Regions from separate parts of the Homo sapiens genome. Here regions 1, 2, 3 and 5 are each linked to region 4. A link is a loop called in an ENCODE intact Hi-C map of the cell type or tissue named here. Cell type or tissue: dorsolateral prefrontal cortex. All regions are shown on one strand.

Region 1 (5,000 bases), 90 kb after region 4:
ATGAGATCTCCCTTTTTTAATCTGTAAAATGGAGATTATCATTTTATTCGTTCAACTTAACTGTGCAAGGCTGTTAGAGCAGGGGAAGTTTGAGAATAGTTTTGATGCTAGAATAAGGTAACAAGAGACTATTTTTTATCTGTAACAACAACAACAAAAAAATGGCAAAGAAGCTAAGCCTGGCCAAAAAAATAACTAGGGCTTGTTTTACCCACGTGTACACTGCAATTAAACAATAACAACCAATTATAGTAGTAGTGCTCTAGTAAAAATACAGATAAGATAAGGCTAATTAAATATTCCAGTTTTTGACTGCCTATTCAAGAGGACAGGAGCCTGAGGGATTGTCATCAGAAGTTACGTGGTAGGTTTACTCTATGGTTCTACGTATCACAGTTTAACTTGTGAAGGGCTGTAGCCTACTTTGTGAATTTTATCTCCCTTTTCCTATTGTTTCTCCCATTTTAAAGTATTTCTGGTATTTGGTCTTTAGCTTGGGTGGAGAATTCAGATTTTTTGTTGGAGCTAGGAGTTTGGTTCATAGAAGGCAACTCCTATCTATGTATATTCTCTATAAATAAGGAGAAGAAAACATGTAGAAAAAAGAGAACCCACCTCCCCGCTCTATGGTATACCTGTAGTGCTTTTACTACAGTCATCAAAAAGGATCTGGCCAGTCACTTTGCAGGGAAGCTTTTCTACAAGTAATGTTTAGCTGGCTGATTTTTTCAAGTGTTAGCTTAGAGGTATCTCATCTGGAAATCGTCCCTGCTTCACTCCCAAAGTTTGGGTTTATTGTCTCTTTTATATGTGCATGCATAGTCCATTTTACCTCTCACATCCTGTATTTGTCTGGTTTTTTCTTTTTTTTTTTTTTTTAGCTTGCCTTTATTTGATTCCATACCCTGACCACTGTGAGAGAGAGGATGATAGCTCTAGTTTCAGTATTGTTCCCTCAGGCCTTGTATGATGTGTATCCAACATATAGTTAGAACTACTCAACAGATGAATGATAAATATAGCTGCATTATTTATAGGCTACAGGTTTGTAATAGGTGAAATACATTTGTATATAATATAAAGTATGCCATTGAGATATCTTTAATGGAGTTGTAACATGTTATGTATTAATAGCTATATACATGTTAAAAAGCTAATTCATTATACTCGTTTTTTTTCACTGGCTGATTTTATGAATAGTAATTTGAAATTTTGAGAACTTAATTTTATCATTTGAAAAGTATTTGGTTTTAATTTGAATATATACTTATTTATAAACGAGTATAATTTATATATACACCTATAAATAATTTGGAAGTATTTTTATATATTCTGTCCACTTTCTAACATAGTCTAATTACTAATTGTAATCATTTTTTTGGCTAAATACAGCTAGTCCTGAATCTTTCATTTGGATGTCCCAATGAGCCTAGAAATCTTAAGCTATGTTAATAAGTTTCCAATTTTTTTTTTTTTTTTTTACAAAATATTTCCATTGCTGAGTTGGTTGGAACATTTTAAAGATACTAAGTTCTTCTTCAAAAACTGTTAGGAAATTTTTTAAAGTTGATTTTTGTTTTGATTATCAATGTATGATTGCTTAACTTTAAAATCAACTTTGATTTATAGCTAACTTAGTTTTGTTTAAATTATACAGATGATACTTCAAAAGCTGACAAACCGAAAGTAGATGAAGAAGGTGATGAAAATGAAGATGATAAAGATTATCACAGAAGTGACCCACAAATTGCTATCTGTCTAGATTGTTTACGAAATAATGGGCAATCAGGGGACAATGTAGTAAAGGTGAGTGAACAAGTACTATGGTATTTTTATGATCAGTTTATAGTAAACCCTTGATAATTTGTTGACAAATTTTCTAATGCTTCAAAATGTTTGCTTTCAAAGTTTTAATTAACATAATTAAATAAAATGCCATTCTTTGACAATCCTATGCTTAGAAATGGTTACTATTCCCACAACTGAACTGTCTTGGGCCAATGCCACCATCTAGTGGCTAATGCCCAGAATCACACCTCTGTTTCTCCTTTTATACCTTTGCTGGAAATTCATATGCATGGTTTCTGTTTTTTAGAGTGGTGACCAACTTAGACTTAGAGAATTTCATGTCACTGGTAGTTCTAGCCCTTTTATTCATTCTCTTCTAATTTTATCCTTTATTTCTCTATTTTTATTTGCAACTCAACAAGATTTCCATGTCAGAGCTAACATATTTTGTGAATAATTTAATCAATTAGTTTTGAAGTAAAATTAGATGTTGTAAAATGCCTCTGAACTTTTAAACTCCTTGAAGGCCCTCAGTTATTTCCTATAGAATCTCCATTTCTGGTACTGTTTTCCTCTGCCTCTGCTAATTGAATCTTTCCTTAGAGGATCTTTATAGGAAGTTTAAAACACTCTGCTTTTATAGATTTTCTTTGGTCTTTAAATGGTGTTACTTTAATAATGTTTTCTACCTTTTTATTACAAGCAGCTTTTATTTTTATTACAAATCTTCACTACTTCAGCTGTTAGATTTTTGTCACTTTATCCTAGCAAATGTCAGCCACTGAGAATATTGTTTATCTCTCTGTATTCTGTGTTTTATTCAAATGCCTATATTCATTGTCTCTAATTTTCTTTTACTTCCTCTGTGTACATCTATAGGCTAGTGGGTTGAATTTTTTACTAATACGTTTAATGGCATTTTCCTATTAGGAAGTGAAAAACAATTTTTCACTTCAGATTAAGTTTTCCTGGCATCTTATAACAACATATATGAGCACAGTAATTCAGTGAATATTTATCCACTATGTGAACAGTAGACAGTGAAGATGTAAGTAGTAAGAAAAAACATCTTTCACTCAAGGAACTTGGTTAGGTCTTATACATACAAATAGTTAAGGTAATTGATTTTGTTAAGGGGAATTTATTGGACAGGGCATGTAATAAAGTGCATCTATCTTTAGAGAAATGACCACTGTACCTATTTATCCTTACAGTATTTTCAGTTGTTTCTTATGGTCTTTCCCAAAAGTCATCCCCCTTTTTGGGAAGTTCTTTTTCATAGAGTTCATGGTCATCCTTTAGCTCTCCAATACATGAGTTAGCTCATACTGAAAGTTAAATCAATGGAAAGGCTGAATATCTTCTCATAAACAAACGTAAAGTCCACTTCTCTGCATGATTTCTCATATGAAAGTATAAAAGATTGAATTTTAGAAATTTATTTGAAAAATTAACCACCCCTGCTTGTTGTTCTCCTTTTTGACATCTTTGACACTTTGCTATTCTAGTTGACCTTTTATCCATTCACTTTTTCCTTTATGGACTTTTCTTCATCCTTGTACCTTCATTCTTAGTTTATAAATGACTTTTACTAAGCTACCCTGATTCTTCCTTTTTTTCCTGTGGCATTCCTGCTTTGTCTCCACTGCCTCTACTTCTTGCCTTCTACTTGATATATGTAAGTATGTCCTAATACTTTCTCTGTATCTATTTTAGGAGATCTTCTCCATTTTCTGTGTGGCTTCAACTACGCAAAGGATTTTTTAACTTTTATTTTAGGTTCAGGAGGACATGTGCAGGTTTCTTACATAAGTAAATTGTGTGTCACAGGTTTGGCGTAAGGTTATTTTGTCACCCAGGTAATAGGCATAATAGTCAATAGGTAGTTTTTCAATCCTGTCTCGCCCCCTACCATTCCACCTTCAAGTAGGGCCTCATGTCTGTTGTTCTCTTCTTTATGCAAAGGACTTTTAAGTCCTCATTTCCAGCCCTGCTTTGTTTCCCAAGCTGAAGTGTTATGTCTCTATTTTTAAATAGACCAGTTGAGAGTTTCACTAACACCGGAAACTTGACTTGTCTAAGTTGTCTAATTCATTATACTTTCATCTAACTTTGGTCCAAACATGCAGTTTTAGTTATGACTGCTGTCTTTCAGCCAATCAAATAAGTTCAAAAGCTTCGCGTCATCTTTGATCTGTTACTCTTTTCTTTCAACCAGTCACTAAGTCCTGCAAAATTCCCCCAGTTTAGTGCTGCTCACCCTTATATCTACATTTTTTAAGTAGTTATTAAGTGTTTTCTGTACCCTTAATTTTTCTTTTGTTATCCAGGGCTAGGGCCACTTGCCTGAGTGTGTGTAAGGCCCAGAGTGAGGGCCATGACCAATCTCAGGGTCAGATGGTAAGTATTTTAGGCTCTGTAGGCCATATGGTCTCTGTTGCAATTTACTCAACTTATTCATTATAGCACTAAAGCAGCACAGACAATAGTAAATGAATGGGCTTGGTTGTGTTTCAATAAAACATTACTTACAGAAATTGATGGCCAGCCAGATTTGGCCTGAGGACATGGTCATTGTACAGGCCAAAAGTTTGCCACCTTTTGGCCTGTACAATTAAGTCATAACTCCTTACATTAGTATTCAAGGCCCTTCCCTAACAAGCACCTCTTTTAATAAGTTTATCTCCCATTAAACCCATTAGTAAATCGTCCTTTCAAAACAAGTGATTATTCCTTTATGTATGTGTTCGTTCTCTCTCTCTGTCTCTTCCCCTCCACCTCGTGTGTGTGTGTGTGTGTGTGTGTGTGTTGGAAACCATATATCTGACAAAAGATCTGTATCTAGATTATATAAAAGCTTGTGTTATGAATACTTAAGACCTCTAAAACTTTGAACAACCCTTCCTTTTTGGCGTGTTCTTTCCTCTTCCACCATCCTATGCTTCTGTCAAGACCCAGAGATTTTTATTTTTTGTGACGCTTTTCCCAACCTAGTGAATCCCTTTTCTGAAATTCTGTAGTACTTATATTTATCTGTCAATTAGGGATTAGTTTGTTATCTATTAAGGATGTGCCTAAGAGTTCTAGGCACTGATACTATCTTTTTTTTATATGTGTGTTGTCCTTGATACTAGACTGTAAATCCCTTAGTGGCAGAGACACAATGTCTGTATTGCTTTATAGCCTTCTCAGCCATCTCATTCCTCTGCAGT
Region 2 (5,000 bases), 73 kb before region 4:
TCTAGTTGGTGGTTTATGATTTTATCTTTTGGAAGAACCAACTTTTCATATCATTGATCCTTTGTATTTTTAGTCTCTATTTCATTTGGTTCTGCTCTGATCTTTGTTATTTCTTTTCTTCTGCTAATATGAGTTTGATTTGCCCTTAATTCCTTGAGGTACATGATTAGATTGTTAATTTATAATCTTTCCACTTTATTAACGTAGGCATTTAATGCTACAAACTCCCTTCCTCGCACAGTTTCTGCCATATCCTACAGGTTTTGTTATGTTGTACTTCCATTTTCATTTGCTTCCAAATGTTTTCATCTCTGTTTTAATGTATTCATTGAATACAGTGGTCATTCAAGAGCATGCTGTTTAATTTCTATGTATTTATATAGTTTCTGAAGTTTCTCTAACTTTATTCTACTGTGATCTGAGAAGATGCTTGATATGATTTCAATTTTTAAAAATTTGTTGAGACTTGTTTTGTGGCCTAACATATGTTCTATCTTGGAGAATGTTTCATGTTCTGATGAAAAGAATGTATATTCTGCAGCTGTTAGGTAGAATGTTCTATAATTTGGACTTATATTTTTAAATTCCCTAATGAAATTTTTTTTTTTTTTACATTTTCTGGTCTCTTTCTATAACACCTTTAATATAATAGTTGTTATACTTTATTGAAACCTTACTTATTCTTTCAAATGCTTTTCCTTCTATATATTCCCTGTTTTTTTCATTTAGCCATCCTCAGACACCAGATACTCAATTTAAATTTCACCATCACTGGCTTCCCTGATAACCCTTTAAAGACAAGTCTAGGCTTGAACAGTAATTTCAGGTCTACTACCTGCTACCCAAGGAGACCATGGAGCTTGAACTCAGGTCTCTTTAACACCTAAACCTGGGTTCTTCTCATTTCTCCACTCTCTCTTCCAATCAGCGGGTCTGTTGGATGTATCACAAATATGTGCCTCATGTCCTAATATTACTTTTTAGTGGGCATGAATAATTTATTCTATCTCCCTTTCATGTGGAGCTGTATACATGTGAAACTTATACCTGTGGAGCTGCACTCTTCTTCAAGACAGATTACAGGCACTTCAAAGAGGTGAAGACATTCACAATTCCAGCCAGGGGTGGATCTAGGCTGCTTACATCTTGAGTGGCATTTACCATGACATTCAAGGCCTTCATTCACCCCTCCCCTGAAGGTTCCAGCTGCACAATGCTGATGTGCTAACTGGTGCCCTTCTAAGTTCGTGTCTTCCAGTGTTAATGGAAAATAGTAACATGTTTTTACCTTATTTTTGTTCTACTTTGAACACAGAGAAATCCCTAAGCCCTTCTGTTTATAGGACCCCTTTTAGGTTTCCATATTTGTAGTTTTGTCCAGAACCAAAGTCAGCCTGGATTTATATTTGAAATTTCCTTAAATGTAGAGAAGAGGAAGAGGAAGGAAAAGGCTGTTGTTGTGGAATGCCTATGCACTGAGAACAGCAAAAGAACCATTTTTGGTTTTGCCCAAATTAGCATTGCTAGATAAATTGGGAGCCTTATATCTTTCCAGTTGCCAGGAGAGCATGCCAGCTAATTTTAGCCCGTTGTGTAAATATAACCAGCACTGGTATGCACTGGCCTTTAAGATTCACAAGGGTCAATGATGTCCTGCAACAGCCAGAGGAGTGCCTACACTCGCCCAATATTGACTGAACTTCCTGGGTCCTTAGTTTCCTGTGTCTCCCAGACATATTAATTTTCCTTGGAAGTGACCTTGGAGATCCCTTGGCCTGACCCCCTGCCCGGGGCATGGCCTTTTCCATGTCTTTGGACAGAAAATTGCCACAGCAAAGTAGCAACATTCTGCAGCCCTTAAGGCAGGTGCAGCCTCGTTTTCTCTCAACAGTGTAACTCTCAGGCAGAAGAGCTAAGAATAAAGTTTTAGAAGGAAATACTGAGTATGATCCTATTTTGTCTTCCTAAAAAATGCTTTTTTTTTTTTTTACTCAACTCCTGAAACACCCTGTTCCCCAATGAATATGCTATAGCTAAATGTAATTGTTTTCTAATCTAATTGCCAGAAGAGGTCACAATAGAGCTTATACAACCAACTCTCTGAATCCTATCTGCTCTACAACTAGCAGGGGCAGATGATAGTCTCTGGGAGGTGAATACGACTGAAGCAGAGGAAAATCACAAAGGAGGAAGCCGCTCCAGCTCCCACCGAGAGATCAGGCTTTAAGTTGTACTGTCCCTCAGTATCCTTATCTGCTAAATTGAAGTGTTTATATATTGTTCCTACCTCTCAGAGATTTTATGGAGTTTAAATGAGTTAATGCATGCCAAACTGTTAGAAGAGCTCTTGGAAAATGATAAATGCTTAATACATGTTGGTATAGTTTGGACGTTTGTCCCCTCCAAATATTATGTTGAAATGTAATCCCAAATGTTGGAGGTGGGGCCTGGTGGGAGGTATTTGGATCATGGGGGTGGACCCCTCACGAATGGTTTTGTGCCTTCCCCATGGTAATAAGTGACTTCTCGCTCTGTTAGTTCATGTGAGAACTGGTTATTTAAAGAGCCTGGCACCTCCCGTCCCCACCCCACTACCTCCTGGCTCCCCCTCTCACCATGTGGTGTGCCAGCTCTGTTTCCCCTTCTGCTATGATTGTAAACTTCCTGAGGCCATCACCAGAAGCCAAGCAGATGCCGGCGCTATGCTTCCTATATAGCCTGCAGAACCATGAGCCAGTTAAACCTCTTTTCTTTATAAATTACTCAGTCTCGGATATTCCTTTATAATGATGCAAACACAGCCTAATACAAATGTTGGCCATTGTTTTATTATTGTTATATGGATTGAAATCACAATTCCCATTTACTAGATGGAGGACCTAAGGCTAGATTTCCTCATCTGCAAAATGGGCATAAGGAAAAGTCCTGCCTCATAAAGTTGCTGTTAGGATCAAATGAATTGAAAGGTATAAAGCTCCTGGCTTTTGCCTGGTCCTTGTGTGTGCCCAGAGTGTGGCAGTTCCTCTTGTTATTTCTTCAGGTGCTTAAGAATCTCTTCACTCGGCAATCACATCTGCTTGCAAACCACTCAGATTGTTCCAAAGACAATTTCAGAGTGGCTAAAGACATTGAGCAGGAGATGTGTACTGTTCATTTTCAGTATTTTTTCTTGATGGCTACAGAGAGTAAAGTAATGATAAATACAAAATGGCTACAAAATATGTAAAGACATAAAATATGTTAAAATAACCATGAAATAGGGTTCAAGAGAGAAAAGGAACATTTCCTTTGTCTTGTTTCTGGGTTTTGCTTTGAGGGTTTCATCTTGTTTGTTTGGGTTTTATTTGTTTTTATCTTAGAGTTAATCACAAGGGTGAGAGTGTGATAGAGTGATTAGCCAAAGTAGACTAGCTATGCTGCTATTCTACCCAAAGACCCTCGGCAGACATACATAATAACAGAGACAAGTAAAATTGGAGTATTATTTCTCTATAGATGACATGTCCCTAAGAAAGCCCTGCTGGGCTAATAAACACTATGGGATAATCCCCCATGTTCTTCTCATTCATTTAAGTATGTGTCATGGTATTTCTTTTCAGAAGCCAATTGATCCTGCTCTATTTTTGCTTAGACTAATATTAAAATTAGTTTGCATTTCCTAAGGTAGCCAAGCAATTGGAGTAAGATAGTGACATGGAGAGGGAGTTAGCTCAGACTGTTAAAAGTGGCAGCAGAACAGCTAAAAGCAAATAACCTAAAAACAGAAATCAGGAGGAAATTCCTTCTTTAAGGTGGAATATTGCTAGATTATTTTCTTTTCATGAAAGAAGCACTTCTTTTAGGTAAACCATTGCTTGTATTAAAAACTCCCAGTTTTTCCTCATTTGTTTCTAAAGACTTAATTCTAATGATAAAGTTACAATGTGTGGTCCTCAGCAAACACTTCTCACTGTAGATCTTTCCACTCTCCCCATGACTCTCAGGGGAGTTGCAGTCAAACTATGCTATTGTATAATAACGGGCTGTGACAAACAAGTAGGGAGAAATTGCTCCTGTCTAACCTCAAACCTCCATATGAAAAGGTTGCATGTTTATGGAGCTAGTGAAAGGAGCACAGGCCCAGAAATCAGACATACTTTGAGTTTAAAACCCTGTTCTCTAAACCACAAGTTATGTGACCTAGGAAGAATTTCTTAACTCCTCAGAACTTTTTAACAAGAACTGTTGTCCTACTTTGCATTGCTTGCTTTTAGCTCAGTAAAAGTTAGTGCTTTGCATGCATGATTCTTTTTAAGCTTTATGACACCTCTGTGAGGTTGGCATTATTATTAGTCACGTTTTATAGATGAGAAAACCAAAGCTACTGATTCAAAAGTCATGCCTTGCTACCGTAAGCCTTCTATAGTGCTACTAATGAATGCTGCACACGGCTTGAATGGCCCTCATGAGAGGATACTGACATGCATGGAGATTTGGTTCACAGATACTCTAAACAGACTGCACCGGTATTTGCCACTAGTGGGAGCAGACAGCAGAAGATGAATTTAGTGTCCCTGCATTTGTCCTCCTCTCAGCCCATCTGTCTCTCTCCCTTTTCCCCACTCTATGTTGATAACAATTTTTCTGACCTGCAGGTAATTTAGCTGACTAGAGTGGCTATTCTTTTTTTTTTTTTTTTAGACGGAGTCTCACTCTGTCACCCAGGCTGGAGTGCAGTGGCACAATCTTGGCTCACTGAAACCTCCACCTCCGGCTTAAAGCAATTCTCCTGCCTCAGCCTCCTGAGTAGCTGGAATTACAGGCACATGCCACCACACCCGGCTAATTTTTGTATTTTTAGTAGAGATGGGGCTTCAACATATAGGCGAGGCTGGTCTTGAACTCCTGATCTCGTGATCCACCCGCTTTGGCCTCCCAAAGTGCTGGGATTAAAGTAGTAAGATATCCACCTCATTTCTTCTGTTAATAGAACTTCTCCCTCACACCCCACAAAGGCACAT
Region 3 (5,000 bases), 260 kb before region 4:
GAGTTCAAGACCAGCCTGGCCAACATGGCAAAACCCCGTCTCTACTAAAAATACAAAATCAGCCAGGCATGGTGGCCCATGACTGTAATCCCTGCTACTCGGGAGGCTGAGGCAGGAAAATTGCTTGAACCCGGGAGGTAGAGGTTGCACTGAGCTGAGATCGCACCACTGCATTCCAGTCTGGGCGACAGAATGAGACTCTGTCTAAAAAAAAGAAAGTACCAACTATTTTATTATTTATTACTTCATTATATTAATTTAAATATTGAAGTGTCAGCTATCATTTAGGAAAAAACTAAGTCAAATCTCTATCTCACACCCAATACACACCCATAGTAAATCCAGGTAGATTAAAGATTTAAATTTTTTAACAAACTTGTAAAATACTAGAGGAAAATGTAAGTTAATTAAAAAAATAATAATCTTGGATTGCAATAGACCTGCCGAGCATGGTCATCAAAGCCAGAAAACAAAGTTTGATTGATTTGTCTCTACATAACAACAAGTAGGAAAGTACATTTACAATACATATTCCAGGAAGGTTTCATATGCTTAGCTTTTAAGAATTTTTTTTTTTTAAATACCCAACATGACATGCTGTTAGCATCCATAGAGATCCCCATTCCCAGGGTGGTGTACCTATATTGCCAGTGCTTCAGATGTTGGGTACTAATGACTTATCTTCACCCTTTTCCAGAGGATTGTCCTGGGCTGATGAGAGTCACTTTACCTGAAGATACCTGGGAAGTTTTGTCTCCTCTGAGGTTGGCCCATGGCCAGTGACTGATGCAGGACATTACAGCCTGGCCCACTGGCCTCGGTGGTACAATTTATGCTCCTGAGCACCCCATGGGATTACGCTGTGTGTGGATTTCTCCTGAAACCACATATTTGCCTCTTCTGCCCTGTTCTGTTTTTTCTCATTCCCTTATAGAGGACTCTCAGTAAGTCACTTACACAAGAATCCTAATTTGAAATGCTGCTTCCAGGAGACCTGACTTAGAAAATTGGACAAATAAAGTTGATTTTTTTAAATGTCCAGTAACATGAAGATGCTGAACTTTCCTAGTCATTTAGGGGGAAATCACCACAAATATATCTGGCTGATCAGGTTGAAAGTTAAAAGAAAAAAAGATTTATAAAGTGGGTATTTTCAAGATGGTGTGGAGGGAGATACAATTTGATGCAAGTCTTATACTTTTGATGTCAATTTATTCTTCAGAAATAACTGGTTAATTATAAAGGGTGGATGGATAAGGATATTCACTGCAACAATGTCTTAAATGTGAAAATGGAAACAACCTAAATACCCAATAATAACAGGATTAAATAATTCATTGTACATTAAAAGAATACTGTCTATAAAGATGTCTAGAATAAGTTGTTCAGTTGAAGTTGTAAAGCTAAATACACAATACCCATAATGTGCACAGAAATAATCAGAATGTCATGAAACCAGGATTATTGGTGATGTGTTGCTTCCTTTGTTACTCATTTCTGTATTGGCATAATGAGTATTGGGTGTTCAAGAGGAGGGGGAAGGAAGTATGACAGATGTTATGGGGAAAAAGCAAAGTACAACAGGAAGACACCTTGGGGGAACTAATAGAATCTAAGGACTCAAGGATGGCTTCCTGGAGGAAATACAGCTAGAACAAAGGGGAGGAATGAGAAGTGATGTGATGGCGTGGAGTGGGCTGTAGTGGGAAGAAGAGTCTTCCAGGGAGCTGGCACAGTATGTGAAAACAGTAAAGCAAGTGCCTGGATTTTTTAAGGAACTGAAAATTTAGTTGAGTTGAAATTTAGAGTTTGGCTAGGAAGGTTATGAGAGATAAGAATAAAGAGTTAACAGCAGCCAGATTTTAAGGATTTTATAAGACATTTTTAGGAGTTTTTATTTCATCCTGAGAGAAATGTGAAGCCATCGAAGGGTTGAAAGAGGAGAGTGAGTTGATCAGCATTGCATTTTAGAAAAATCCCTCTATCTGCAACTTGAAAAACATTCTGGAGGTAAGCAAGCCTGGAGGCCAGGAGCCTAGGAGGGCTATTTGATCCAGATGAGAAGTAATGGTGACCTGAACTAGGGCAGAGGCACCTAGGATTGGAAAACATGGACAGATCACAGCACTACTTATGTAGTATACTTGGTAAGACCTGGTTGTTTAAAAGAGAAGGATGAGGGAAAGAAGGTCAAAAACAACTTCTAGGACTCTCCATTGGCCAGTGTGGTGTGCCCTTCACTGAAGAGCAAACACAAAATGAAAGATTGTGGGCAAAGAGTTGAGTCAGTGAGAAGGCAAGGAGAGAACCTTATAAAAAAATTGACTATGTGATTAAAAACTTAAAAATTTCCCCCAACGTGTTTATCTTTTCCATTAGCAGAAATAACTAAGAGTTGTCTTAATTCTAATGGGATTTATTCCATATTGTCTCTCATGCCCTCTACCTAGTTATTAGTGCAAATATTTATATGTGGCAACATAAAACTTTTTAACTCTTTATTCTCTTCTCTCGTGTACCCTCCCAGCTCTTTAGGGGAGGTGGATTTGAGGCAGATACCATAAAGAAAAGTTGGTCACATGGTGGTAACACGTTGAAGTTATGCCACATGAGACATCAGCACTGGCAAGAGAAATGTCTGTGTTGTAGATGTTTCACTTGGAAGAAATTGAAGGACCCTGAGCCTTAAAAGTCTGACAAACTTAAGCCAGGACCCCTGTGGGGAAGGTAGAGGGGCCAACAAACAAGATTGGGAGTCAGAGAGATAACAATGAAATCCCCAATGCCTGTGGGAGGTGGACTCCCTGGATTAGTACTAGACAGAAAAGGTACAAAAATATTTCAAACCATTCTCACAACTCTATATGTGTCTATGACCAGATAACTGGAAGACCTTCTGGTTATGGACTATGCGTATACACTCTCCCAGATAGTTAGAGGCATATCTAAGAGGTTAACATATATGATCTTATCCAAAATGGGTCTCTTGGTGCTAGTGTTTTACATCAGACTTCACTGGCTTTCATGTATTTCCACAAGTGCCAAACATTTCTCATATCCTTGCTGTATTCCATAGAGCAGTGTTCCTGCTACCTGGAACACTTGATTCTTGAATAACTCCTGTTTACCTTTCAGACAAACCCTAAAGGTTACCACCTCAAAGAAGTCTTTATAGAAGCCTCATCATCTTAGACACTCTGTATTGTTTCCTTCATCGTATTTACAACAGACAGATACTGTGCACTTACTGCCTCACTTAACGACAGGGATACGTTCTGAAAGGTGCATCATTAGGCGGTTTTGTTGTGTGAACATCACAGAGTGTTACTTACACAAACCTAAATGATACAGCCTACTAAACACCTAGGCTATATGAGCAATACAGCCTATTGCTCTTAGGCTTCAAACTTGTACGACATGTCACTGTACTGAATACTGTAGGCAACTATAACACAGTGGTAAGTATATTGTGTATCTAAACAAACATAGAAAAGGTAATGCACTGTACTATGATGTTACAACAGCTAGGATGTTGCTATCAATAGAAATTTTTCAGCTTCATTTTATTTTTATGGGACCACCTTTGTATATGTGGTTCATTGTTGGCCGAAACACCATTCTGTGGCACATGACTATGTATTTATTCCTCATTATTCCTTTAATATTCATCTCTTCCAGGAGGGCATGTCATGGACAATCTCTTTTTCTTACCACAGGTCTTAGGACCTGGCCTAGCACCTGGCCAAGAACTACTGGCATACCTCCTTTTATTGTGCTTCAATTTATTGTGCTTTGCAAATACTGAATTTTTTACAAGTTGAAGATTTGTGGCACCTCTGTAACCAGCAAGTCTATTGGTGCCATTTTTTCAACATCATGTGCCTGTTTCCTGTCTCGCTCATGTCACATTTTGGTAATTTTCACAATATTAAAAACTTTTTCATTATTATTATATGTGTTTTGTTGGTTAGTGTTCTTTGATTTTACTATTATAACTGTTTTAGGTAGCCACAAATTGCACTCATATCGGACAGTGAACTTAATCCATGAATGTTGTGTGTGTTCTGACTCCTCCATCGACCAGCTTTCCCCATTTCCTTCCCTCTCTTCAGGCCTCCCCATTCCTTGAAACAAAACAATATTGAAATTAGGCCAATTAATAACCCTACAATGGCCTCTAAGTGTTCAAGTGAAAGGAAGAACCACACATCTCTCTCAATCAAAAGCTAGGAATGATTAAGCTTATTGAGAAAGGCATGTAGAAAGCCAAGATAGGCTGAAAACTATGCCTCTCACTCAAGTTGTGAATGCAAAGGAAAAGTTCTTGAAGGAAATTAAAGGTGCTTCTCCAGTGAACACACAAATGATAAAGCAAAACAGCTCTATTGCTGAATGGAGAAAGTTTTTGTGGTCTGGATAGAACACCAAACCAGTTACAATAATGCCTTAATCCAAAGCCTAATCCAGAGGCCCTAACTCTTCAATGCTATGAATGCTGAGAAGTGAGGAAGCTGCTGAAAACAGTTGGAGAACTGCAGCGGAAGTTGGTTCATAAGATTTGAGGAAAGAAGCCATCTCTGTAACATAAAAGTGCAAGGTGAAGCACAAGTGCTGATAGAAGAAAGAAGCTGCAGCGAGTTATCCAGAAGATCTAGCTAAGATAACTGATTAACATGGCTACACTGAGCAACAGATTTTCAATGTAGATGAAACAGCCTTCTATTGGAAGATGCCATGTAGGACTTTGATAGCTAGAGAGGAGAAGTCAATGCCTGGCTTCAAAGCTTCAAAGCTTTGACTCCCTTGTTAGCTGGTGATTTTAAGTTGAAACCAATGCTCATTGACCATTCTGAAAATCCTAGGGTTGTTAAGAATTATGCTAAATCTACTTTGCCTGTGCTCTATAAATTGTACCACAAATCCTTGATGATAGCACATCTTTTTACATCATAGTTTATTGAATATTTTAAGCCCATCATTGAAACCTACTGTTCAGGAAA
Region 4 (5,000 bases):
CCTCACTTAAAACTGGACACGTTGCACCAAACAATGTTGAAAATTCTTTCTGGCTTTAAACACTATGATTCTAATTATATAAATCATATCTATATTTAATACGCTCATGGTTAATCTGTGTTTCGGAATAGTCTCAGAGAACTGAGAGCTGAAGACAAGTTTCTGAAATATGGCTTCATTTCTTAGTTATCCCTTGTTTCAGTCAACGTAAACCACATAATTTACTCTTCCACCAAGAATACCCTTCCTCCATTTCCATCTGTTGAAAATCTATCCATCCTTCAAGTGCCAGCTGAAATGCACCTCCTCTAAATAGCCATTCTCAGTCTTTGGGGATTTAAAGTGCGGATGTATTAGACTGTTGGGCGTTGGGATTTGGGCGAAGTATCTGTGCTAATGAAAGGAAAAGATGTAGGATAAGAAGAAAGGTTGCAGGGAACCACGTACAGGAAAGGTAAGAGAACCGTCAGCAGTGTTGTTGGTGACGGGCACAAAGCCTTCCTTGTGACAGGCAATAGCAAAGTCACCAGATTATATTAAATGTTGCCCAGCTAGTAGGAGTGAGATGAAGATTAAATGAGAACGTTTGTAAAATATCTACTACACTGTCTGGAAGGGCAGCAACAGGATAATTCCTAATCTCTTCCTTCCATAGGCAACTGGTCATCTCCTTCATGCTGAAGAAAGCTGCCATCCTGCCCAGGGAGGAGTAGGACAAGAAGAGGGGAGAAGAGACTCTGGGGGGGAAAAGAAGTCAGGCGGAGATATATGGGAACACAAAGAAAAAACGAGAGCCAGAGTACACAAGACGAGACAGAAAAAAGAAATGTAAGGGAGTGACGGCGAAGAAGAGGATAGAACGGTAATGGAAGCAGAAGGGCAAAGAGGGACAAGTAAGAAGGAGAGAATTCTAGGCCTCGGGAAGAGAAAGTTCCTGCTGCACTGCGGAATCCGGCCTAAAGGAAGAGGCAACCAGGTGCAGCACCCAAGCCCAGGTGCCAGTCATTTGCCGCTGGGCTCTCAGACCCATTCTCCTTTTGCGGCTGTCACATATTCTGTAGGGATTCTGAGCCCTGCCCTCTGTCATCTTGTCCACTGGCTTCTCCTGCTTTCCACCACTGGGTGGGCTTGGAGGGTGGGAGGCAGGGAGAAGCCAGGGGGACTCTCATCCCCTACTTTGGAAGATGTCTGCCGCAGTAGTTGCACTAACTTTGTGGCTCCAACTCCTATTGGACAAGCCCTCCAGGGTTCCGGCTGTCTCCTCTCTTTGCCCCTCCAGCCTCAGGGGAGAAGGCACGTCCAGCAGTTGCTAATCTCAGGATTGCCTCACCTTACCCTAGTTGAACGTCCAGTTCTTTCAACACTTGTAACTAATTTGCTGCATTAAATTATTGCTATTGACTCGCTTGGGAAAGAATACTTTCGCTGGATTCACTTGCAGAGTTCAAAGACACTTTTCCTAATGGGACTGCAAGCAGCGCATCGGAGAAAAAAATCTAGCAGTCCCAGGAGTCAAGAAGGGTCAGGGTCTACTTCAGTGTGTGATCAGACAGCGACAAACCCACACTACCTAACAGGGCCGGAAGGCTCTTAGCCTAGGAATTAGCTGTAAAATGACTGGGTTCATGTCTACTTTTTCATGATTTACTCTATTCTCTTTGATCACCGCCAGCCTTGGCTTAAGGAACATCTCTGTAGAATTCAATTTTATTCCTCAAGGGTTACTTAAGTGCCCATTATGAGTATGGAGGGCACATAGCTAGGTGTGGTGGGGAGGAGATATAGAGACGCAGGAAAAATGGAGGGCATGCTCAGTTTTTGGAAGTGTTTGCTTCCTGCAAGATGAGGTTTGCGGACCTATCAGGAGAGCCTCTTGATAAAGACTCCTGAACTTTTCCAGTCTCACCAGAGCTGCAGACACTCGGAGGCAATATTAGTCTTACAGCTTTCATTTCTCCCATCACCAGAGCTCTGTTAAAAGCAGACTCCTCTTTAAGGAATCCACAGATCAGAGAGGGTACAGCACATGCACACAACTGACCCCCAGGTCAGAATGATGCCAGCCACAAGGGGGGATTCTGCTTGGGGGAGCAGGAAGACTGCACAGAGATGGTAGGAGACGGCTACAGGAGCTGAGTCCAACAAAGTTTGACAGGTGGAGGCGGCTAAGGGGTATTCTGGCAGAGAACAGAGAAGGATCAAAATAAAGTGTCAAAGGACAGACACATTTCAGGTGTTGTCTGTAAACGGAGGCTTTGGGGTGAGGGTAGGGAAGTGGAGGGGAGACTGAAAAATGGAGGCCCAGCTATTGAGGACTCTGAGAATGAGGCATTAAGGCTCGAGGCCATGGTGAGTCACTGGAGGATCTTCAGCATCAGGGCGGCAAGGTCACTTCTGGTGGGGTGGCGGGGGTGGGGTGGGGTGGGGGGACTTTGCGATTAGAAGCAAAGAAGCTGGAGGCAGGAAAAGAAACTGCGAGCTCTCGGGTGGAGGGCAGCTTATACGGGAAGCCTGGACTTGACCATCGCCAGGGAGGCATACTGACATTCGAGCTGCCTTCCATCTATTCAAGGGCACGCTTCCTCCGTCTGTGGGGGGAGAAGGTGCCCCCTCAGAGGCTGTACGATTCGAAGTCTCCGGCCTGAGAAGTTTCGAATTTCTCCTTGCCAAGGTCGGGCCACTACAGGTGGGAGACTGCGAGCCCCGAGCGAAAGCTTGGCTTCACGCCCGCCCGGGGCAGCCGCCGCGGCTCGTCCCCTCCAGGCCTGGGCACCGCCGTGGGCCGTGCCCGGCAGGACGCTCCGGGAGCTGCGCGGCGGCGGCTCGAGGAGGCCTGGCGGGCGGCGGCGAGAGGCTGTGCCCCAGTTTGTGTCCAATCAGGGAGTGCGGGCTGTGCCCCGAGCCGGGCAGCAATGCGTAAACAAACCCACGGTAACTCCTCCGCCCCCTCGGCGCGCTCGCCCCGCGCCCGCCGCCGCCAGCGCCGCCGCCGCCGCCGCGGGCTCTGCTCTCCTCGCGCCCGCCCGCCGGGCCGGCCCAGCCCCCGCCCCGCGCCGCTCGCACCCCCGCTGCCCCGCCCCGCCCCCGCCGGCGCGGGCTCCCTCACCTACCGCCCCACGCGCGCGCGCTCGCGCACCACGCGCCCCGCGCGGCCCGCCCGGATCGTGGCCTCTCGAGAGCAAGGTAAGGGCGATGCGCGGGGACCCAGGCGGCTTCCCCGCCCGACGCGGCCCAGGGAAGTTTCTGGCGTGGCTGTTTTCCGCGGGGCCGGGGGGGAGGCCCCGGGAGCCAGGCGAGCCCGGCGGGCGGGAGGGGGCCGCCTGGCGCCCCGGGGTCACAAGTTGCCTAACCTGACCTCGGTGCGGGCCGGTGGGCGGCGCGGCCGGGCTGGCGGCGCGCGGAAAGGGGCTGGAGGCACGGCGGGGCCGGGCGCCGGGCGGGCAAGGGGAGGGCCCCGAGGAACTTTCTCTTCCCCAGAGGGGCGCCTTCCAGTCCTGGCCGCGGCCCCGCCGCGGGAGCAGCGGCTCCCTGGCTGGAGGGAGACCATGAAATGTGTTCGAAGAAGCTGACGCAGTTTGTGACGCTCGCGGCTTCCTGATGGGGACCGGCAGCAGCGGCGCCTCCGCCGAGGAGGGACGACCTGAGTCGGCGCTCGGGCCCTTCCCCCGCCGGCAGCCGCGCGCCCCGGCGCCTAGTTTGGGGGCCGCTGGCTCGGGGCGCGAGCATCTGCTCCCGGCTGCGCGCGTCGCTTCCGTTTTGATTAGCTCAGGTTATTATATAAGATGTCACGGAGAGGAAAGGGGCGAGCGAGAGGCGCGTTGGGGAGGGCGCGGTGGCCTTCCGCGAGTGGCAGGGAGGGGCAGGAGGCAGGACCCGGCGGGACCCACCTGTACGCCCTCCGCGCCCCCTGCGGGCGCTGCCCGCGCGCGTGCCGGGGTGGTGGGGTGGGGGGGCACGGACGGACGTGCCCGCTGCTCCCATCCCCTCCCCGCCAACACTCGGGCAGCGGCCGAAACGTGCTATTTTTTCGCTGCCACCTCTCCTGGGTCTACAGGTTTCTGGCCCCAGGCGTTTGTACTTTGAAACATTTGTTTAATATTAAGAAAGCTGCGTGTGCGGCCGTCATAGTACACCCGGAACGTGTGGCCGTGAGCTCCAGGGCGGTGAATGAATCATCGCCCCGCGGACCGGGCCCCGATGATTCATGCGGGGTACACACACGCGCGCGTACTCGCTATGTACCTCTGACCCAGGGAGAGTGGCCCCTCTGCAGTGATGACGCCCGGAGGGGCGGGGAAGACTTAGTGCAAAAGGACAGCGGGGTCCCCCCCTTCCACAATAACTTGTGGGGGGGTCAGGGACGCCCGGAGGGACGGGGGAGACTTAGTGCAAAAGGGCAGCGGGGTCCCCTCTTCCACACTAACTTTTGGGGGGTCAGGGTCCACACATTCCCCAAGGCTTGTTTTGCGTTCTCGAAAGAGTTACAAAATTCCACCTGGCTACATTAACCGGTTGAGGAGCGCTGGTTCGCTGCAGGGCTGGGTCCTGTCTCATTCAGTATTTGGTGTCAAGTGAGGGAGGTATCAGACTCTGAAGGAATCCTCCTAGTAATTGCGTCTACCTAACTGGTTCTGAAGTAATTAGAAAAATTTTAAAAGTGGATCTTAAAAGAAGACTCCTTAAGACTAGTTTTTTGAGGGTTTTTAAAAAGCCAGATCCTAAAAGGAACCTCGGTTGCCATTCATGAATACAGAATTTTTCCCAATGTGATCACTCTCAAAGATTAACTTGACTCATTCCCACCTCACATTAGTAAGACTGAATAAAGTTTTCTCATCATTTAAGACTCACCTCAAACGGCATCTACTCAGCCAGGCCTTCTTGATCGCCTTCATTATCTCCTGTCCCCTCCCCCAGGAGCCACCCCATAATACTATTTTATTTTCTTCACTGCGCTTAATCGCTATCTGATCTTACTTTGTTTAGGAGTTCTTTTAGTC
Region 5 (5,000 bases), 160 kb before region 4:
GGTTCCCAAACCTCAACTCTTGTCATTTGCACACCCACAGGACAAGCTCCACATGAAAGCTGCCAAGGCTTGGGGCTTGCACCCTTTGAAGCCATGGCCCGAGCTGTACCTTGGCCTCTTTCAGCCATGGCTGGAGCAGCTAGGACACAGAGCACCAAGACCCTTGACTGCACACAGCAGAAGGGCCCTGGGCCCAGCCCACAAAACCATTTTTTCTGATTAGGCCTCCAGGCCTGTGATGGGAGGGGCTGCCATGAAGTTCTCTGACATGCCCTGGATACATTTTCCCCTGTCTTAGCGAATAGCATTTGGCTCCTTGTTACTTCTGCAAATTTCTGTAGCTAGCTTGAATTTCTCCCTAGAAAATGGTTTTTTCTTTTCTACTGCATCATCAGGCTGCAAAATTTTCGAACTTTTATGCCCTGCCACCTCTTGAATGCTTTGTTGCTTAGAAATTTCTTCCACCAGATACCCCACGTTATCTCTCTGAAGTTCAAAGTTCCACAGATCTCTAGGGCAGGGGCAAAATGCCACCAGTCTCTTTGCATAGCAAGAACGACCTTTACTCCAGTTCCCAACAAGCTCCTCATCTCCATCTGAGACCACCTCAGCCCAGACTTTATTGTCCCTATCACTGTCAGCATTTTGGTCAAAGCCATTCAACAAGTCCCTAGGAAGTTCCAAACTTTCCCACATCTTCCTATCTTCTGAGCCCTCCAAGTCTCTAGGAAATTCCAAACATTCCCACATTTTTCTACCTTCTTCTGAGCCCCAACTGTTCCAACCTCTGCCCATTACCCAGTTCCAAAGTTGCTTCCACATTTTTGGGTATCTTTACAGCAGCTCCCCACTTTCTGCAGCACCAATTTATTGTATTAGTCTGTTCTCACACTGCTAATAAAATACCCAAGACTGGGTAATTTATAAAGAAAAGGAGGTTTAATGGACTCACAGTCCCACATGGCTGGGGAGGCCTCACAATCATGGCAGAAGTTGAATGAGGAGCAAAGTCACGTCTGACATGGCAGCAGGCAAGAGAGCATGTGCAGGGGAACTCCCCTTTGTAAAACCATCAGATCTTATGAGACTTATTCACTATCATGAGAACAGCACGAGAAAACTCACCCCCATGATTCAATTACCTCCCACCTAGTTCCTCTCACAACATGTGGGGATTATGGGAGCTATAATTCAAGATAGAGATTTGCATGGGGACACAGCCGAACCATATCACCACCAGACAATTAACAAAACTTCTTCAAAGGCTTATGGATAATGGAAGGAAAGCTCAGCCTCAAAGGTAATTTCAACTTTTGGCAAAGCAGCTACCTGAAACACACCTACCAGAGCCATTCTCAGTAGCAGGTCCAGCTCCACATGAGAGTCCAGCACATGTCTGCCACCAGAAAGTTTGGGCCCAGCTGTCAAATGGCTTTGAGAGAGAAAAGACTTCTCTGTCCCTCTAGTTTCAGGCTGGCTTCCCAGAGAGGTAGAAACTACTACTGCTGCCTGGCATTCATTCCCCCGCTTTCTTAGTAAAAAGCACCCTGATTTACTTAGGAGGGTAAAGTGCCCAGATAACAGGCTTCATTTCTCAATTCCTCAGCCAGCTGTGGAAGTGTTTGGGGGAATGTCAGAAAAGCTATTTAAAGGGAGAATCAGTGAGGAGGTCTCACTCCAATACACATACACTCACACATGCTATTAATTTTTCCTCTTTCATCTTTCTTCCTTCTAGGCTTCAATGTGGATATGATGGCTGGAGCTCCAGCAGCCATCCTGTGACCCTGAGAACAAGCCATTCATTGAGGCTAATGAAGCAGGAAGAAGGAATCCTGAGTCCTTGGGAAACAAGGATCTACCTGAATAGCTCCGAATGCCTACTTCTAGATGTCCTTTTAGAAAGAGAAGCACACCCTTGTGTATTTCAGCCACTGCTATTTAAGGTTTAACCTAATCATGATATAATTGGTTTTTCTTGGAATGATTCAGTGGTAATTTTTTCTTCCATAAGAAGCAATCCCAACCCCTACCACTAGGGGGTGGCCTTGCCCTGTAGGCCTCAACATGACAATTACATCACTGCATATCAGAGTCCAACATCAGTGCATTCTGTGTAATTCAGTCTCAAATAACAACGTGCATGTGACAGCAGTGGTCCAGTCTGAGCTAAGCTGTGCCAAACTCCATCCAGTTCCTTTAGCATGAGATTTGGATCTCATGCTTTTCTTCTCTTTTCTATATCCAATTCTTCAGCTTGGACCCAAAAAAGCAAGCCCCAGGACCAAAAAAGTATGCAGAGAAGCAGCTCTGACTCTAGCAAACACACAGTTTGTATTTCCAAACAGAACAATGAGCTTCTAGTCTGAACAACATCCCATTTGATGGTAACTTGATACTTTCCTCTTTTTGTTTTTCCAGCAAGAAGCAATGGGTAGGTACTTGCTTTACATTTGTGAAAAGATACCTGGCTGGTGGGTCTGATAAAGAGAGACTCTACCCTGGCAGGATTATTGATATCTCTACCTCCTACAAGATGGAAAATCACTTGCAGCATTTAAGTGACTGTTTTTCCAGTTTATGCTGATCAAAGTTTCAAAAATCTCTAGGCAGAGTTTTAGTCACTAATAATCTGAAGTGAAGGGAATAATTTATCTAATTATTGCTCAGGCTAAAAGCAAGCTGCTGTCTCAAAATGAAAGTACAGTGCTAGTTCTATAAATACCCACTCACAACTAACCAACAAAGGAGTTTGTGGTGTGAGAAGTGGAACTTTTGATAGTTTCAGATTGCATTGCTTTGGTGTCATCTGTGCTCTCCTTGTCTACCTCCATTTACATCGTGATGCTGTATAGTTAAGACTTGGGCAGAGGGAGGAAAGGGGTTCATGGGGAGCTAGTAATCCTGCATTTTTCCTCAATTTTCTTACTAGACTGCCATATTAGATAAGAACAAAAAATGTGCCTATTGAATAGTCTAACCAAAGAACTTAAGAAAGAATCACTTTTTTTCCTCCATTTCGGTAAAGACCGTGCCGAAAGTTTTCATATGTAATAAAACCAGTGATCACCAGTTAATCTCAACCTAAGAGAAAGAACCAAAATGAACCACTCACAAGAATAGAAACAGGCATCCCTTGGGAGTAGGGTTTAACAAATGAAAATACAGGACACTCTGTAATTTGATTTTTCTGCAATATTTGGGACGCGCTTATATGAAAAAATTATTTGATATTTATTCAAAATTCAAATTTAATGGTATGTCCAGGATTTTATCTGGCAACCCTACTTGGGGGTAAAGAATCTGTTCCTTCCTTGTGGGGGATGGGAAGAACAGTACAAAATGAGCAGATTCTGAAATATATCAAGGAAACTGTCACTGGAAAAGTCACTGATTAAAAACAAAACACCCACAAACCACTAGGCCCTGTGCACAGGTTCCTCCAAGAAGCTAAGTCTTCTTGTTTTTTATCTTTTGTATCTTCACAGAGTCTAGATGCCCTCCTGCTCTGGGTATATTGAGAGCTCAGTGAGGAGTGCTGACCAACTGGATAGTCAATGACCACTGAGGAGGAGGTGGCTATGCAAGCCCCAGATCTCTGGGATCATGTGTTCTGTACTTTCAGATGTGCATCTGCAAAGGCCTGGAGTGCCAAGTGTCCTCTCCTTAGAGAGGCAAGGCAACAGCAAGGCAATCAGTTGTTACCCCAATGTCCAGCCTCCCCTATTGTCTTTCAGAGGGCATTTTGTCCAAACTATGGGGTAAGAAAAGGGTTTGGTTTTACACTTTTAGCCAGAGTTTACCCTCCGGGAATACTCCTTCTACCACATCTGCCAGGGATCTATTTTCCAAAGGTACTGGTTGGTCACTCAGAATCCACTGGGTGCAGACACGCAAAGATGTGCAACTTCTCCTCTGTATCAAATAAGGATACAGGTGGGCAGTGCTCCATTTTTCTGCCTTTTCACTCTCCACACTAGGCTTTGTAGACATGGACACATGAAAGCACAGAACAGTAAGTCAATGTCAGAGGGAATTATAGGTAAGGACCCCCACCTTCATTCCAATTCTCTTCTGACATTGACCATGCCATTCCGTAAGGCTAGAGGTCTCACTTACTTTTAACTTTCTTGAGTTTTCACAGTATGGGTACCTGAAAACTTAGACTCCTCTCCTCAGTGAGTTCCTCTCCCTGGTTCTCTCCCACTCCTGACTTGGTTTACTTTGAGCCCCCTCCCCAATCACCTTAAGTATTGTCTAAATTTTTGTCCACCTCCCCACCCTTTTTTTTTCTTTTCTTTTTCTTTCTTTCTTTTTCTTTTCTTTTTTTTTTTTTTTTCAAGACAGGCTCTCACTCTGTTGCCCAGGCTGGAGTGGAGTGACACAATTATAGCTCACTGCAGCCTTGCTCTCCCAGGCTAAAGCAATGCTCCTGCCTCAGCCTCCCACATAGCTGGGACTACAGGTACTTGCCACCATGCTGAGCTAATTTTTTAATTTTTTCGTAGAGCCAAGGTCTCGCTATGCTGCCCAGGCTGAATTCGAACTCCTCATTCTCCTACCTTGGCCTCCCAAAGTGCTGGGATTACAGGCGAAAGCCACAGCACCTGGACTCCCCATTCTTACCTACATGGAGAAGTCTTATTCTTTGGATTCATCCTTCTTCCCCATGCAAGGCCTCAAGTTTGCTTTCAGTCTGAAATAGCGCTGCTGGGTGATCAGAAATGCCCATTGCCACCCAAATCTTTTTGTTTTGTTTTGTTTTTTAATACCATCACCATGGATAGATGTGGCTCCTTTGGGCCACAATTCCATTTAATTTCAAGCTGCAGGCATAGCAGCCCTTTTAGTCACGGACCTGCTAAATTAGGCACATGGACTGTCTCAGGGAGAGTGTGGTCTGAATTCACATTGAGAGACACCTGTTTTCTCCCTGGCAAGACAACTAAGCCCTCTGGTTCCACCTGGGGCAACCCATTAACAAATGCTCCCTAGAAAGA

The links. A loop is a pair of places that touch in the nucleus more often than their neighbours do. Peaks named below come from ENCODE experiments on the same cell type or tissue, not always from the same donor. Only the 100,000 strongest peaks of a DNase experiment are listed, where the experiment ranks them.
Region 1: it touches region 4 in a loop (4-fold over the local background); 23 of 110 quality-filtered maps call a loop at or near these places.
Region 2: a loop joins it to region 4, with 2.3 times the contacts of the local background. A loop is called at or near these places in 16 of 110 quality-filtered maps.
Region 3: a loop joins it to region 4, with 5 times the contacts of the local background. A loop is called at or near these places in 13 of 110 quality-filtered maps.
Region 5: it touches region 4 in a loop (4-fold over the local background); 13 of 110 quality-filtered maps call a loop at or near these places.

What each region holds. Positions count from the first base shown.
Region 1 is chr10:91,249,635-91,254,634 of GRCh38, forward strand. It overlaps PCGF5 (polycomb group ring finger 5), which reads left to right. Exons shown (of 10, transcript NM_032373.5): 6 at 1,658-1,806. Among named protein-coding and RNA genes, the nearest start is that of PCGF5, 31 kb to the left of the region's middle. In dorsolateral prefrontal cortex, CTCF peaks have their summits at 2,012 (motif pointing left) and 2,212; a DNase peak (open chromatin) is centred at 2,007; H3K27ac peaks cover 1,766 bases.
Region 2 is chr10:91,086,860-91,091,859 of GRCh38, forward strand. No RefSeq gene overlaps it. Among named protein-coding and RNA genes, the nearest start is that of LINC00502, 44 kb to the left of the region's middle. In dorsolateral prefrontal cortex, CTCF peaks have their summits at 2,067 (motif pointing right) and 2,270; no DNase peak of the experiment used is centred here.
Region 3 is chr10:90,904,605-90,909,604 of GRCh38, forward strand. It overlaps a transcript of RPP30 not described here. Among named protein-coding and RNA genes, the nearest start is that of ANKRD1, 14 kb to the right of the region's middle. In dorsolateral prefrontal cortex, no CTCF peak of the experiment used is centred here; no DNase peak of the experiment used is centred here.
Region 4 is chr10:91,159,899-91,164,898 of GRCh38, forward strand. It overlaps a transcript of PCGF5 not described here. Among named protein-coding and RNA genes, the nearest start is that of PCGF5, 58 kb to the right of the region's middle. RefSeq lists silencers at 2,580-2,669, 2,770-3,439, 3,640-3,979 and enhancers at 4,230-4,359, 4,256-4,792. In dorsolateral prefrontal cortex, no CTCF peak of the experiment used is centred here; DNase peaks (open chromatin) are centred at 2,893, 3,673 and 4,203; H3K4me3 peaks cover 3,189 bases; H3K27ac peaks cover 3,914 bases.
Region 5 is chr10:91,004,407-91,009,406 of GRCh38, forward strand. The region is part of intron 1 of LOC124902479 (a long non-coding RNA gene); the gene reads right to left. Among named protein-coding and RNA genes, the nearest start is that of LINC00502, 39 kb to the right of the region's middle. In dorsolateral prefrontal cortex, CTCF peaks have their summits at 2,044 (motif pointing right) and 2,249; a DNase peak (open chromatin) is centred at 2,095; H3K4me3 peaks cover 671 bases; H3K27ac peaks cover 2,213 bases.